Regions from separate parts of the Homo sapiens genome. Here region 2 is linked to region 1. A link is an interaction called in ENCODE POLR2A ChIA-PET data of the cell type or tissue named here. Cell type or tissue: CD4-positive, alpha-beta T cell. All regions are shown on one strand. Links, peaks and the distances in the headings refer to the core of each region. The heading gives the core; the rest is flanking DNA.

Region 1 (5,442 bases), core at 794-4,793:
CGAAAACGCAGGCTCATGCCCACCCAGTGTCTTTCAAGTTTCTCTGCTCCTGATTTTTACAAGATTTTATCTTTCTCATTATTAAGTTCTCAGCCTAAAGGTCACGTCCTCAGAGGCCTTTCCTGACCACCCAGTCTAAATTAGCTCCTTGCCCTCATCACTCCCTACTCTTAATTTTGTTCTACTTTTGTTCTAGAACTTAATGCTATTTTGATTATCTTCCCATCCATTTCTAGACTGTAACCACCGGGGAGGCAGAATACTTTATCTTGTTTACTATTGTTAAATGAAATTTATGGGAGACTATTGTTTTGGACTGGGCTCCTGAACTAGGCCCAGCAGACCAGAATGGAGTCATTCATGTTAAATGCCACATAATCAAACTGAACTCTGAAATAGGCCAGCTTTCTAATAAAAAAAAAAATAGAGAGCGAATGAGATTCACAGCAACTAATCAAAAGGGGAGCAGCTTACCTTAAGATGGTATGACCAGGAAGTCCCTTCTGCTTTAACACTATCAGGGTACTAACCTTGAAACAAAGCATCTGCTTTTTGTTCTCTGTTTCTGTTTTCTTCAGCCCTTTTCTGCCTATAAAGCCAGGCTCGTCTTCTCAGCTCATCGGAAAACCCATTTTATTTTATAGGATGAGATGTTGCCTGATTCTAGAATTATTAATAAAAGCCAATTAGATCTTTATACTAAATTTGTTGTAATTTTGTTTTTTGACACTATGGTGGTCTCAGCACCTAGAACAATAATATAAGCAAATAGCAATAATAATTTAATGAATAATTCTGTTTGCCTGACTTACATCCCACTTTCAGAAAGGAATAACCTCCTGGGAGTAGTCAGCAGAGGTCCCAGGACAAGTAGCCATGGGAGTTGCCTAATCTTCTTTCACTCACCGCTTAAATCATTTAGCAAATATTAATTGTCAGGTTATGGGCTAAATACTGGAGGAACCCAGATAAAGAAATCACAGTTTTTGTCATTTCAAGAACTCACAGACTGGTGGGTGGTGGCAGACTAAGAGGGTAGAAAATTACAGTGTTGCCGTTTGATAAATACAATAGGAGAGGGAAGCACAGGCTCCTATTGCAGCTCACAGAAGGAGCACCTAACTCACATGAAGTCAAGGAAAGCTTCCTGGAAGAAGTGATACTTCAAGCAAGTCTTAAGGGTAAGTAGAAGCAGTGGGTGAAGAAGGGGTGGGAAGTGGGAAGGAACGCTCTAGGGAAGGGAGAAACAGAGGCACAGAGGGTGGGCAGCTGCAGGGGAAGTGGAAGGTGACCAGGAGGTAGCATGGAAACAATGTGGACAGCTCAGTAGAGACCATATCATGAACAGCCTTGTTACAACAACAAAAATAAGAACAGTGTCTAACGTTTACTGAGGACTTACCATGTAACAGGCACTGAGTTAAGCATATCACCTGTGTTTTCTCAGTTAATCCCTGCTACAACCCCAAGTAGGCTTTATTACTATGCACATTTTATTGAAGGGGAATGTGAAGATGTTACTGGAAAGGCATCTCGGTCCAGAACCCAAGAGAGAGTTGTTGGATCTCATGCAAGGAAGAATTCCAGGCGTGTCCACAGAGCAAAGTGAAAGCAAGTTTATTAGGAAAGTAAAGGAGTAAAAGAATGGCTACTCCATAGGCAGAGCAACCCTGAGGGATGCTGGTTGCCTGTTTTTATGGTTATTTCTTGATTATATGCTAAACAAAGGGTGGATTATTCATGAGTTTTCCAGGAAAGAAGTAGGCAGTTCTAGGAACAGAGGGTTGCTCCCTTTTTAGATGCTATAGGGTAACTTCCTGACTTTGCCATGGCATTTGTAAACTGTCATGGCGCTGGTGGCAGTGTAGCAGTGAGGATGACCACAGGTCACTCTCATTGTCATCTTGGTTTGGGTGGGTTTTGTCTGGCTTCTTTACTGCAACCTGTTTTATCAGCAAGGTCTTTACGACCTTGTGTATCTTGTGCCGACCTCCTATCTCTTCCTGTGGCTTAGAATGCCTTAACCTCTTGGTAATGCAGCCCAGCAGGTCTCAGCCTTATTTTACCCAGTCCCTATTCAAGATGGAGTCCTCTGGTTCAAACGCCTCTGGCAGAGCCACTTTACTGAGGACACATAGTAAGGGGTGGAGTCAGCAGTGAAGCATATTACAAGTGCTTTGAAACTCAAGCCCTGAGTCTCTTGTGTGATTTCTTAATTTCACTCTCTGATCCTTAGTTTCCTCGTTGGTAGAATGGGACTGGCCCTGGTGCCCCTGCTACATGGAGTCTGTGGGATTCAATGAGAAGATTCCTGGCCTGGCGTGGCTCATGCCTATAATCCCAGCACTTTGGGAGGCCAAGGTGGGTGGATCACTTGAGGTCAGGAGTTTGAGAGCAGCCTGGCCAACATGGTGAAATGCTGTCTCTACTAAAATACAAAAATTAGCTGGGCGTGGTGGTGCACACCTGTAATCCCAACTACTCGGGAGGCTGAGGTAATAGAATCACTTGAACCCAGGAGGCTGAGGTTGCAGTGAGCCGAGATTATGCCACCGTGCTCCAGCCTGGGCAACAAAGCAAGACTCTGCCAGAAAAAAAAAAGAGAAAAGATGCGTGTAAAAGGGCTGACTGCTGAATCCAACTTAGTCACTACTCAGTAAATGTCAGCTACTACTACTATTATTACTGAATTTCTTTTTGGAATGTTGATAGAGAACCATTACCACTTAAACCTGGGGAATTTTTCCTTGCTGTGGAAACAGGGCTTGACTTTCTAAAGATTGTGCTCCCCTCTCATGATGATTGGTGACTTCGTTTACTCATTTATAACATGTTCTGAACATCCACAACTTTGGTCCGTTTTTTTTGTATATGCAAATTTTTTGAGATATAGATTGAATGGTAGAAATGGAGAATTAATATTTGCATGAAAGGATTAATAGTTTAAAATCTTGTTTTTAACCATAAAGCAACACATTCATAAGCTGTAAAACTTACAAATGGGTATGAAATGTAAACGCCTACCTCCTTACTTACAAATCCATATTTAATGTAATTATAGCTGAAGATAATCATAGCTATTATTTCTTTTTTCTCAGATATTTGTATGTATATACATACATGTATATAAATATATGTATAAACGTGATTCTAGGAATTTTCACTTATAATGATATTGTATTCTACCTTTTTTTCCTACTTAAAACAGTTTAGTTTGGATACTTTTCATATCAAGACATAGAAATGCATTGGTTCTTTGGAACAGCTATGTAATATCCCATTTTACAGAGCCACTATAGTTTATTTAATCCTCTCTTGATGGGCATTTAAATTTTTTTTTTTTTTTTTACTATTACAAATAATAGTATCATGCTACTCCTATACAGTATATATTTGCCGCCTGGTGAAAGCGTTTCCTTGGGAAAAATTCCTGAAAGGAGAATTGCTGAGTTTAAGAGAATGTGCTTGTTAAATTTTAATAGTTATTGCCAAATTGCTTTCCAAAAAGTTGTAGCAATTTACATTTCATTAATAATACATGAGTGGTCCTGTTTCCCACACTCTTGAGTAAGATCAACATTTTACAGTAGTTCTCCTTTATCCATGGGATTATACCATGCTGCACAATTTAAAATGTATAAGTTGTTTGTTTCTGGAATTTTCCATTTAATACTTTGTTTTCTGAAGTTTTAGTTACCCTGGTCATCTGCAGTCTGAAAATACAAAATGGAAAATTCCAGACTGTGGCTGACCAGAGGTAACTGAAACCTCAGAAAGTAAAACCATAGAATGGGGTTGGGTGGGGTGGGTGCAAGCTCCAGTATTTTTGCAAAATATACAAAGTGAAAAACAGTATCTTGTTTTAACTTACATTCCTTGATTTTTTTAGATAGCTAAAAATGTTATGTGTTTATTGGCTGTTTGCTTTGTTTTTGTTGCAAACTTATTTTTCTATTGAATTGTTCAGTTTTCTGTTGCTGATTTTTTAATTGCTTTGTATATAAAAGAAATTAACCCTCTTCCTGTTATATAAATTGCAGACTTTTTTTTTCTATCCTGTGGTTTATCTCTTGACTTTACGGTATTCTAGTCTTGAAAAAGTTTTAACTTTTATATAAGTAAATTTATCAATCTTATCTTTTATGTCTGTCACTTTTCCCCAGTTAAAAATTATGAGAAAAAGATCAATGATTTTTCCAGTATTGTTATGGTTTCATATTTTACATTCAAGTTATTGATCCACATAGAATTTGTTTGGGCATAAGATACTTCTGCACTTTTTCCCCCAATGGCATGTTCATCACAACATTTCTGAATTATTCATATTCTCCCATTAACTTTAAAATACCACCTTATTTATATTTTATTTTATTTTATTTTTTTGAGACAAAGTCTTACTCTGTCACCCAGGCTGGAGTGCAGTGGCACAATCATGGCTTACTGCAGACTTGACCTCCAGGGCTCAAGTAATCCTCCCACCTCAGCCTCCCAAGCAGCTGTGACTACGGGCATGCACCAGCACACCCAGGTAATTTTTATATTTTTTGTAGAGACAGGGTTTTGCAATGTTGCTCAGGCTGGTCTCGAACTCCTGAGCTTAAGTGATACACCCACCTCAGCCTCCCAAAGTGCTGGGATTACAGGCCTGAGCCACTGCACATGGCCTTATATTAATATTAATACTTTAAGTTCTTAAAGGTATTTGGGTCTGTTTCTGGGGTCTTTATTCTCCATTAACAGCTTTCTTATTTCTTATAATTTCTCTACCTATAAAATATCTTAATATTGGATAAAACTATTTCTTCATTATTTCATTTACAGTTGTATTGGCTATTCTCACTCCTCTATTATTCTACAAGACCTTTACAACATTTTGTCAGTCTCCAAAAAAATCCTATTGATATTTTGATTGGAATTACAATTGCTTCAGGGAAAAGAAACTATATTGTTTCATTCACTCCTATCTTTCGGGTTCCCATATTAATCAGGATAGGATGGACTGTTGCAAGAATAATTAAATTTTCAAATCCCAGGGTATTATTTCAACAAAATTTTGTTTCTCACTCATGTAAATTCCTGTGCAATTGGGCCACTCTCCAGGACAGGGGTCCTCACTTTAGGGGCCCCACTGTCCAGGCTGTTTTGATCTTACAGCTCTGCTCTCTCAACATGCTGAGGACGATGGAAGAGATAACTTCCGGTCCTGTCTAGTTAGGTGGAGTGGTAAAACCAATCCTGGTCAATGGACTTTGAGTAGCAGTGATATGTCTCACTTCAGGATCAAAGCTTAGAAAAGCAGGTGTGAATTTTCCCTGTGATCTTTTCCTTTGTTGGTCAATTTCGGAGCCCATGACTTGAGATGACAGAACCAGCGACAGAAATCTTTTCAATAACTGAGCCACTTCATCACACAGGGCAGTTGCCCAGGGAACTCACCTGACT
Region 2 (5,442 bases), core at 693-4,692, 210 kb before region 1:
CCCAGGCAGGACCAGGAGATGAACAATCTAGCCAAGTCCATCTCAAATTGCTGATGTGCAAAATCAATAGTCAGTAAAAGGGATGTTAATTTAAGTCACTAAGTTTTGGGCTGTTTGTTATACAACAATAGGTAACTGATACAAAAGCACTTGGGACATAGAAAAAGCATTTTACAAAATTCAACATTGTCATCATAAAAACACTCAATAACCTAGGAATAGAAGGGAATTTCCTCAACCTGAGAAAGGATGTCTATTAAAATCCAGTATAAACATCTTACTTAATGGTGAAAGACTAAATGTTTCCCCTTTAAGGTCATGAACAAGCCAAGGATGTCCACTCGTACTACTTCTATTCAGCATTGTACTGGAGATTCTAGCCAGGACAACTAGGGAAGAAAAAGAAGTAAGAGACATCTGGATTAGAAAAGAAGAAGTAATACATATTATCTGCAGGGGACATGATCTTGTATATAGAAAATCTTAAGGAGTCCCCTAAAAATATTAGCAGGAATAAACAAGTTTAGCAAGAAGCAAGACACAAAATCAGTATACAGATTTCACTTGTATTTCTATACACTTGCAATGAGCAAACCAAAAATTAAATTAAGAAAATTCCATTTACGGCTGTATCAACAAGAATAAAATACGTTTAAATAAGCTTAGCAAAAGACGTGCAAAACTTGTAAAATAAAGACTACAAAACATGGTTGAAAGAAATTAAAGATCTAGGTAAATGGAAAGACATTCATGTTCATGGATGAGAAGACTCACGTCGTTAAGATGGCAGTACTACTCAAACTAATCTATAGATTCAACACAATCCTTACAATCTTTTTCAAGATCACAGCTGGCTTTTTTGAGCAGAAATTGACAGGCTGATCCTAAAATTCATATAGAAATGAAAAAGACCTAGGGTAACTGAAAATTTCTTGGAAAAGAACAAAGTTGGAGGACTGACACTTCCAGATTTTAAAACTTACTACAAACCTACATAATCAAGACAGTGTGTTACTGACATAAAAACAGACATATGATAAATGGAATAGAATTGAGAGTACAGAAATAAGACCTTACAGTTATGCTCAACTGATTTTCAACAATGGCACCAAGCCAATTAAGTTGAGAAAATACAATATTTTTAAGAAATTATACTGGGACAAATGGATATTCACATGCAAAAGAATAAAGTTGGAATCCTACCTCACATCATAGACAAACTAAAAATTGTTGACAGAAGATCTAAAAGTGTAAAACTCCTAGAAAAAAACTGTAAAAACAAATCTTCTAGACATTGGATTAGGCAAAGATTTCTTTGACACAAAATCAAAGGCACAAGTGACAAAAAATACAAAAACTGAATTTTATCAAAATTAAAATATTTATGCTTTAAATTACATTATGAAGAAAGTGAAAGAAAAGCCTGCATAATGTGAGAAAATATTTGCAATTCATATTTCTGATAAGGGACTTGTATCCAAAATATATAATTAAACTTACTATTCAATAATAATAAGAGAAATAACCCAATTGAAAAAAATGGGTAAAGGGTTTGAATAGACATTTCTCCAAACAAGATATAAAAATGGCCAATAAGGACATGGAAAAATGCTCAACATCACTAATTATTAGGAAAATCAAAACTACAATGACATAACACTTCACACCCACTAGTATGGCTCGCTAAAAAATACAGTTGTTGGGTAGGATGTGGAGAAATTGGGGCCCTCATATTTTGCTGGCGGGAATGTAAAATGGTGCAGCCACTTAGAAAAACAATTTGGTAGTTTCTCAAAATGTTAAACAGAGTTAACCAATGACCCAGCAATTCCAATCCTAGGTGAATTGCTTAAGATAAATAAACATATGTCCAGACTAAATTTTGTACATGAATGTTCAAAGCAGCATTATTCATAATAGCCAGAAAGTAGAAATGACCCAAACTTCCATCAAAATGGATCAACAAAATGTCCTATATTCATACAATGCAATATTACTCAGCCATAAAAAGAATTAAGTACTAACAGTTGCTACAACATGTATATTATGCTAAGTGGAAGAAGCCAGTCACAAAAGACAGAATATTTTATAATTTTATTTCTATAAAATGTCCAGAATAGGCAAATCTATAGAGATAGAAAGTAGATTAGTAGTTGCTTAGGGCTGGGGCCTAGGTAGGAAGGAGAAAAATGTGAAGTGGCTGTTAATGGTATGAGGTTTCATTTTGGGGTGATGAAGATGTTCTAAATTTAGATCATGGTGATGGCTGTACAATTCTGTGGATATACTAAAAATCAATGAACTGTGCATTTTAAATGGATGAATTTTATGGTACATGAATAATATCTCAATAAAACTGTTTTTTATTTTTATTTTATTTTTTGAGACAGAGTCTTGCTCTGTCGCCCAGGCTGGAGTGCAGTGGCGCGACCTCGGCTTACTGCAACCTTCACCTCCTGGGTTCAAGCTATCCTCCTGCCTCAGCTTCCCAAGTAGCTGGGATTACAAGCATGTACCACCTCTCCTGGCCAACTTTTGTACTTTTTAGTTGAGTTGGGGGTTTCATCATGTTGGCCAGGCTGGTCCCGAACTCCTGACCTCAAGTGATCCACCTGCCTCGGCCTCCCAAAGGGCTGGGATTACAGGTGTGAGCCAATGTACTGGTCCCAATACAGCTGTTTTTAAAAGTGCATAGGAGGCTGTTCAGCCTATGGAATAGTCATTTTTTTGTTTCTTTACTTTTCTCATAAACTTGCTTTCCTTAAAAAAAAAAGTGCATAGAAGCCCAGTCCTTTATATAGTGTGCTTTTTGTTGATACATCTACTTTATTCACCACAACCATCTAACCATCTTCAGTGCTCTGGAATGGTGTGATTTGGTTGCCATTTTATAAAAGAGACCTCAGTAACATTTCCTAAGGGCCCCTCCATGGATAATACCAAAATCTCATTTAAGATAGCTGGCTTACCCAGACATCATCTGGCATCACAGGCTTCATCAATGCAGCAAGCTTCAATAGTATGGACCCATGCCAGCCACCATTCTGTGAGCCAGGACACAAGGGAAAACTGCACACAGTCCTTTTCCACAGGGAGTGCCTGGCACGGGGGATTCAGATCTGCAAAGAATTACTGTGCAGAGTGCTATGATCGCTGCCAGCTTAGTGGTAGGTAGGTGGGAAATCCATGACAGTACAGAGGGAGGTCGAGAGACAATGCTATTTGGAAGAATCAGGTAAGATTTACCAAGAAACTAACTCAGGAGCTGGGCTTGAAGAATCCGTGGGAGATGGAAAGTAGTGCTTTTGTTGGTGTGCAGAGGAAAGAGCACTGTAGACCTAGACAATAGACAGAGACATTGGCATAGACAACATGGTGCATGGGGATTTGGAATATTTGGGGAAGAGCTGGAGCTGGGGTTCCTGAAGGAAGAGTAGATGGAGAGGAGGCCGTGGAGAAGTGGCAGAAGCTGGTTAGGAAAGTCTTGCTGGTAAGGAAATTGTCCTTACTCTGGATGTGATAGGGTTGCACCTGGGTTTTGGAGATATCATTCAAGTGGCAGTGAGGGAGAGGAACAAGATATAGGAGAAAAGAAAAAGGGTAAACAGACCAGGGTGCATAATTATTAAAATAGTAGTGCAAATGAAAGATGGTGTCCAACTGTAAATTTTTTTTGTTTTTTTTAGACAGAGTCTCGCTCTGATACTCAGGCTGGAGTGCAATGGTGCAATCTCAGCTCACTGCAGCCTCCGCCTCCCAGGTTCAAGCGATTCTCATGCCTCAGCCTCCCTAGTAGCTGGGACTACAGGCACGTGCCGCCATGCACGGCTAATTTTTGTATTTTTAGTAGAGTTGGGGTTTCAGCATGTTGGCCAGGCTGGTCTTGAACACCTGACTTCAAATGATCCGTCCATCTTGGCCTCCCAAAGTGCTAGGATTACAGACGTGAGCCACCATGCCCACCCCAACTGTAAATATTTATCAAATGATTGAATGACTCCAAAGTTGGTATGTTATTTCTTGGATTTCCTTTCCTCAGGGGATGAGTGAAGATATAGATTAGTTCGAGGTAGGATGGATGGAGTTAAGGGAGTTCATGCCTGGAGATGTCTTTTGGTTTCTCCAGAATCTTGGTCTCAACTCACAACACTCACAAAGTAAGAGGGAGAAGAGGGAATGTACCTGGCCCTGAGAAGTCCTATTGCATTTTTCTCTTTAGTTAAGAAGAATTTGCATGCCAGCAAGGCTTAGTGTTGCTGTTTCTACAGCAAATTATCCTGAGTAGACACTTCTCTGGCAACTCCTCTTTTGAGATAAAAATCTTTGATTTAAAGTTTTTATCCATGTAGTGAAAGTAGCAAGTTGAAGAAGGATGTGTACTGACAAATTAAAAGCTTGAAAACATGCAAAATGTTAGTATATGCTGCATACAGATTCATACATGTAGAGTGAAAAACAGAGATATGCATGGGACCCTCCCAGTTACCCTGATATGATCATGACACACCGTGTGCATGACTCAAAATATCACATGTATCCCATAAATAGGTACAGTTATTATGTATCAAAAAAAATATACGAATGGGAATGGAAATATAAAACAGGATAGTGATTACATCTGGCAGAAAGTGAGGGGATAAAATTGGGAAGAGAAAACAGGGGTTCTGTCAACTGAATGTTTGTGTCCCCCAAATTTGTATGTTGAAATCCTGACCCCTAAGGTGATGGTATTAGGAGATGAGGCCTTTGTACAGTGATTAGGTCACAAGGATGGAGCCCTCATGAATGGGATTAGTACCTCATAAGAGAGAACCCAGAGAGCTCCCTTTCCCCTTTTACTGTGTGAAGTTACAGTGAGAAGACAGCAACCTGTCAACCAAAAACGGGCCTTCACCAGACATGGAATCTGCTAGCACCTTAATCTTGGACTTTCCAGTTGCCTGAACTGTGAGAAATAAGTTTTTGTTGTTTACAAGCCACCCAGTTTACGATATTTTGTTTTAGCAGTCTCAACAGAGTAAGGCAAGGGGTCTCAATTAGGCATTATGTATATTTGGTTTATTTGTTAAGCTGACTGGTGGGTGTACGGGGTTTGATGTTATTGTGTATATCTTTATGTATCTAAAATGTTTCCAAATAAAAAATAAAAGTATGCAATGGAGTTTGTAATTAGCAATCTTCACTCTAGGCTGGAGCTTCCAAACAAACGTCTGCTTCTGTACTTGAGGGTCTAGACTCCAGTGCCAGACTTCTTAGGCACCAAGCCTTACTCCAACACTCATAGCTGTGTGACATGCGGCAAGTCTCTTAACATTTCTGTGCCTGAGTCTCTCCATCCATAAAATGAATCTTCCTAAATCTCAAGGATATTATAAGAATTACGTGAGTTACTATACGTAAAGTGCTTAAAATAGTGCCTGGCATGTGATCAATGCTTAAAAG

What was found. ChIA-PET counts read pairs that join two places held together with the same protein. Peaks named below come from ENCODE experiments on the same cell type or tissue, not always from the same donor. Only the 100,000 strongest peaks of a DNase experiment are listed, where the experiment ranks them.
Region 2: POLR2A ChIA-PET joins it to region 1 with 6 read pairs; 2 of 35 experiments call an interaction of 5 or more read pairs at or near these places.

What each region holds. Positions count from the first base shown.
Region 1 is chr12:47,362,513-47,367,954 of GRCh38, reverse strand. LINC02416 (long intergenic non-protein coding RNA 2416) reads right to left here. Exons shown (of 4, transcript NR_183615.1): 2 at 531-663. It overlaps MIR4494 (microRNA 4494), which reads left to right and starts at 3,686; the gene lies at 3,686-3,769. In CD4-positive, alpha-beta T cell, for the core only: no CTCF peak of the experiment used is centred there; no DNase peak of the experiment used is centred there; H3K27ac peaks cover 1,499 bases.
Region 2 is chr12:47,567,965-47,573,406 of GRCh38, reverse strand. No RefSeq gene overlaps it. Among named protein-coding and RNA genes, the nearest start is that of RPAP3, 140 kb to the left of the region's middle. In CD4-positive, alpha-beta T cell, for the core only: no CTCF peak of the experiment used is centred there; no DNase peak of the experiment used is centred there.